Regions from separate parts of the Homo sapiens genome. Here region 2 is linked to region 1. The links are chromatin loops, found by intact Hi-C in ENCODE. Cell type or tissue: endothelial cell of umbilical vein. All regions are shown on one strand. Links, peaks and the distances in the headings refer to the core of each region. The heading gives the core; the rest is flanking DNA.

What was found. A loop is a pair of places that touch in the nucleus more often than their neighbours do. Peaks named below come from ENCODE experiments on the same cell type or tissue, not always from the same donor. Only the 100,000 strongest peaks of a DNase experiment are listed, where the experiment ranks them.
Region 2: it touches region 1 in a loop (4-fold over the local background); 6 of 110 quality-filtered maps call a loop at or near these places.

What each region holds. Positions count from the first base shown.
Region 1 is chr3:134,367,867-134,370,778 of GRCh38, reverse strand. AMOTL2 (angiomotin like 2) reads left to right here. Exons shown (of 10, transcript NM_016201.4): 2 at 1-79. Among named protein-coding and RNA genes, the nearest start is that of MIR6827, 1.5 kb to the right of the region's middle. In endothelial cell of umbilical vein, for the core only: no CTCF peak of the experiment used is centred there; DNase peaks (open chromatin) are centred at 378 and 1,298; H3K27ac peaks cover 2,435 bases.
Region 2 is chr3:133,577,230-133,580,141 of GRCh38, reverse strand. All of the region lies in intron 2 of CDV3 (CDV3 homolog), which reads right to left. Among named protein-coding and RNA genes, the nearest start is that of CDV3, 5.0 kb to the right of the region's middle. In endothelial cell of umbilical vein, for the core only: a CTCF peak has its summit at 1,334 (motif pointing right); a DNase peak (open chromatin) is centred at 1,371.

The DNA.
Region 1 (2,912 bases), core at 1-2,500:
CTCATGAGACCACCACTGCTGTCACTGACCCACGGTACCGTGCCCGCGGCAGCCCGCACTTCCAGCATGCTGAAGTCAGGTAACTCTCCCCACCTTGGGCTTTCCAACTCCTGGCTTTCTTCCAGCACAGGTCTCTCAGGGAGGAGAGCCTCAAGATCACAGCTTGTGTCAGAGCTAGCAAGATCCACCCCACCTCCAACCTGAGAAGGGAGAGCTAATGCCTGGCAGAGAAGAGGGACTTAGCTGAGGTCCCCTAAGAAGTTAGTGGTGTCCCTTGCCTTAATTCAGAGATAGGCACCATTGTCTGCTTAGCTGTAGCATTCAAGTAACTAGAGTCCCCAGAGTACACAAATTGCAGCAGGGGGTTAAAGGTTAGATTTCAGAAAGAACTTCCTAAAGGCAAGGTTGGGAATGATTGCCAAACTGTTTCCAAGTTAAGCAGGAAGAAGGTGGGACTTCCTTCTCTGGAGATTTTTTAAGAAAATATGAGCAGCTTGCTTTCTGTGATTATTGGGAGGCATTCCTAACTAGAGGCTGGAAAGGCCCAGTGGTCTGATTAGAGACCTCTCAGCATCTTACACCAGGGCAGGAGCTTACTTGTCTCTCCTCTTCATTTCCTGCCATATGCTCCCTGCGTCTGCAGCCTGCAGTGGGAAAGGATTCTGGGTCCAAGTGGGCCCTTTTCTGGTGAGGCTCAGGAGAGGCTGCTGGGCCATGGTAGGGACTTAGAGTTTGATTCTGAGTGTGCTGGGAGGCCCTCAGGGGATGTGATTTGGTTTACCTTTTCTAAATGCTCTCTCTGGCTACATGCAGAGCATGGTTTGTAAGGGGCCAGAATGGAAGCAGGAAGACCCGGGGAGGCAAGAAGTCTAGAGAGTTTGGAGAAATAAGTGTTCCTAGAAACAAGGCCCTGCCTCACGCTTCTCATCTTGCCCAGCATCTTTTCCAGAGAAGCAGACACAGCCATCACTGCTGCATCTCCCCCTATGGGAGTCCAAGAAACCCCACCAAGGGACCCCAAGGATTTCAGACTCTTCCTCTGGTGGCCCAAGGTCAAAGTCTGGTTCTCTTCATGCCTGCTGTGTTCCTTTAGTAAACACCCACTTTCCCACCGTCCGGCTTTCCTTGCTCTCGAGAAATGAGTGACATGATGGGGTTGGTATGGCGGAACCAGAGGTTGGAGCCTCATAGTTTTTCTCCAGCCTCCACCCCTCCAGACTCGCACTTTATCGCCCCTCTCAGGGCTCGGTCAGGAAGAGTTTCGGAAGCTGAGTGGTGGTTTCTTCTTTTGGACCAGCCTTATTGAACCCTGTCAGGAAAAGATAGTAATCACGGCAAGGAAGTAGACTGTTTGCAGGAGAACAAAAAGCAGGGGAGGGAGAGGACGAGGAGAAAGGAAAGCAAGTGTGAAGGGAAAGGAGTTGCTATTCTTTCTCAGAGCTAAGTCATCCCCAAAGAATGCCAGTTGTGTCTGCCTGGCCCAGTGCAGGGGGGAGCAAGTTCTTGAAGCAACCTTGAGAATGGCCATTTTAGCAGTGGAATGGAGAGTTTGAGCACTCCAGTGGGGACCCTCTTCCCAGCTCTTACTGGAAGCCCCACCTTAGGTAGTAGGAGAAATACATCTGCCCAATATCTCCTTTCAGATGATCCAGTGAAGATTATTTGTTAGGAAACGGGCTAGACTCCTAGCCTAGGGTCCTGAGAAGAGCAGGGGGGCCATAGGCTGCATGGCAGCAAGAGTCAGGGGCAGGCTGGGTGTGCATTAGTGCTGAGATGATGCACCCAGAAGGGGAATTCGGTTTTTGCGGGGCTTCTGGGACTTGGAAGATTCTTTGTGAAACTGAGGCAGTTGTGACACTGGGAATCACAAGGTCCCAGGAAGGCCCTTGGACTCCCCGTGCCTCTTGCCCTTTGCTCCTTCCCTCAACATGGAGCCCTGGGGGTGATGTTACACCAGTGCCAGAGGCCAATAGAATATTGTCCCCTGAACTCAGTGACCACAGTAGTCCAGAGGCAGCCCTTACTCCCAAGGAAACCAAGAGTTTGGGCCACATTTGTTCTCTAAACTGAGGGTAAACTGAGGCTCCTACTAGAAGAGATGGAGGATGGGCCACCATTATAGGAGCACCTGCCACCCGCCCAGCACTGGCCCAGCACTCTGCCAGGCCTTACATAGCGTCATCCTCAACAAATCCCAGCGAGGCTGGAGACCCTCATGATGCAACAGAGCAATGCCCAGTCTGTGGGGCTGAGGCACTCGCCCAAGGTTAAACAGCTGGAGCAGGGATTTGAACCCCTATTTGTCAGACTCTAGAGCTCAGACTCTTACCCTGACATTTGTCTCATTGCTCTAACCTTAACTGGAGTCTTCTAAAAATGACTCTGGGTGAGTGGGGGGTGGGGGGTGGCAGGACTTGAAATAGGAAGGAGAAAATGAGTGCTGCTTTGGCAGTCTTGAAACTGGCGACTCGTGTAATAGACACAAGGTTGCTGCTGGGGCCCAGCCACCAAAGTTGTCCTGGGGCCTGGAAGGTTATATGCTCAGTCATGATTGACATGGCCTCCAGCCCCAAAAATAACCTTCCATTGATTAGAAGTGTCAGGGTGCATTTTTTAAGATGATGTATTTAAGCATTAGTTGCTTAGGAGGCCCAGGATTGCTCAGGCTGATCCCCAAGGCCCCAGCCACTGTGAGGCGGGTATGAAACAAGCATCCTGACATTAATCCCCTCTAGCCCTGCTGTCTGACTCTTGAGAGCCTCAGGCAGAAACATTTGGAAAAGGCCTTCCCTACTGGTCCCTGCCTAACACTAGAGGGTTGAATAATTATCTGCAGTAATTTTAATAATATATTAATTATTGATAATAATTAACCATCTTCCCAGTATGCCTAGGAGTGGGGTGACCCCGGG
Region 2 (2,912 bases), core at 199-2,698, 790 kb after region 1:
GCCTGTTGGGGGGTGGGGGACTGGGGGAGGGATAGCGTTAGGAGAAATACCTAATGTAAATGACAAGTTGATGGGTGCAGCAAACCACCATGGCACATATATACCTATGTAACAAACCTGCACGTTGTGTACATGTACCCTAGAACTTAAAGTATAATAATAATAAAAATAAATAAGTATTTTGGGTTAAGATTCTGAAATACTAGCTAAACTAAACATGTGGAAATTGTCTAGTCAAGACTCTTTATCAGCCGGGCGCAGTGGCTCATGCCTGTAATCCCAGCATCTTGGGAGGCAGAGGCGGGCAGATCACTGGAGGTCAGGAGTTCGAGACCACCCTGACCAACATGGTCAAACACTGTCTCTACTAAAAATACAAAAATTAGCTAGGCGTGGTGGCACATGCCTCTAATCCCAGCTACTTGGGAGGCTGAGGCAGGAGAATCGCTTGAACTTGGGAGGTGGAGGTTGCAGTGAGCGGAGATTGCGCCATTGCACCCCAGCCTGGGTAACAAAAGCAAAAACTCTATCAAAAAAAAAAAAGAACGAACAAACCAAAAACACTCTTCATCCAACAATTGAAGGAATTGAAGCCCAGAGATGCTTAGAGGCTTGCCTAAATGCCAGTTAGCAGGGTAGAAATGATTTACATATTTTATTACTTTTTCATCTTTACATATTTCAGAAAGTATCAACTCTCCAAATGTCATAGCAGAACAAGAAACACGTTCCAAACGGTTATTTCCATGGGAGACAGGCTGAAATTCAGTGTTTGACCCAAATATAATATATAGCTTCCCATCAGCTAAATTTTATAAACAAACACTACAATACTGCTGTAAATTCATCACAATTCCACATATACGGTCTTAAATATGTGTAAGTCTGTAAGGCACTACTGGTAAGGTGAGGAGAATAATGATGCTACAAAAGGGAGACTTACTGAATATCTACTACAGCAGGCAGCATTCCACCCCACTGTACAAAGTTAAACCTCACAGTAACACTAAGGCAGCCAAGAGACCCACTGTATGTATGTATGAGGAAACATAAGTACCTTCCCCAGGGCTACAAAGTAGCAGAGCCAAAATAGTGTGGGATTCTAGAGGCTCTATTATTTCACATTACCTTTTAATTCATTTTATCCCCTTTATAGCTCTAAGGTATGATGCAAAAATATTCTCTAAGATTTGAGAAATGCATTTTCTTTAGTAAGGCTGATAGGATCACACATCCTGCAGCAGTATATTTATAAAGAATAGAACAGCCTTATCTCTTTACCTCAAGAGACATGAGAATTTATACATCCTAACTCCCCTTCCCCAACACTAGGGGGAAGCAGCTAAAACAAAAATCAGACTGGATTGAGCTGCTGGAATACCGGGCATCTCCACAGGTTTGTCCCTATTATACCTAGCATTGCTGCAACAGTAAAATGGGGAGATACACATGGCCTGATCAGCTATGCCTGGCCTGGAGGCTTAAAATGGCACTGCACCTCATCCAAAGAATCTTTCCTGACCCCTTCATGGATGATGAAATGTCTCTCCTCTGCCCCAGAGCACCATGCACATCTCTTTGAAATTATCTACTGTTGTCTATTACAGCATGACTTATTTCTACAACCAGAGAACCTCAGTGTCTAGCAGAGTAGTCACATAAGTATTTGCTAGAATAAATCCACCTTGGATAATGTAACCAGCTCTACCTAAAAGGTTTAAGTCTAGATTTCTCACCAAAGTTTCTAGAAAACCACTGGGCTCCAAGAACTCAATTATTTACTGAAACGTGACAAATGCTCAACAGTGTATACCTTCAAGAATTAAATCTTTCTAACATTCTCCCAAAAATCCACTTTAAAGATGGAAGTGGCTGGGCCTAGCAGCTCATGCGTGTGATTCCTTTGCTTTGAGATCACTTGCGGCCAGGAGTTTTGAGACCAGCCTAGGTAAAATAGACCTCATCTACAGAAAAAAAAAGTAAGATTAGTCAGGGGTGGCAACTCACACCTGTAGTCCCAGCTACTCGGGAGGCTGAGGTGGGAGGATCACTTGAGCCCAGGAGTTCAAGACTACAATGAGCTATGATCATGCCACTGCATTCCAACCTGGGTGACAAAGTGAGACTGTCTCAAAAAAATGAAAAAATAGAGATGAAAGAGGCCTACAGGGCCTACAAACAACCAAGGATCTAACTCAAATGACAGCCTCCTTTATAACCACCTCAATGGCTTCCCTCTCAAGAATCTGTCTATAACAGCATGACCTTGAATAAGATCTGTTAATTCAGACACAAAACTGGGCACATTAAGTACCTTGGTACTTAAATCTTGAGCTGGTTGGTAAATGTGAAATAGGATCTTAATATATAATACGTTTGCTGCTAATGAAAAATTTCCCCTTTCAAATGTACAGGTAAAGAACTAATATGCTAACTACTATAAGGACCAGGGTCAAGAACTTTAAGATTGTATGTGACATCTGGCTGGGCTCAGAGGCTCATGCCTGTGATCCCAGCACTTTGGAAGGCCGAGGTGGGTGGATCACCCGAGGTCGGGAGTTTGAGACCAGCCTGAACAACATGGAGAAACCCCGTCTCTACTAAAAACACAAAATTAGCCAGGCGTGGTGACACATGCCTGTAATCCCAGCTACTCGGAAGGCTGAGGCAGGAGAATCGCTTGAACCCGGGAGGCTGAGGTTGCGGTGAGCTGAGATCGCACCATTGCACTCCAGCCTGTGCAACAAGAGCGAAACTCTGTCTCAAAAAAAAAAAAAGAAAAAAAGACTGAATGTGACATCTGCAGCTCTCAGTATACCGAGAAATAGAAAAAGATAAAGCACATGTAGCAGAGACTGGTGGATCTGAGTGAAGAACATATGGGAAGGAGTGTTTCTCAGTGTTGCAGGTTA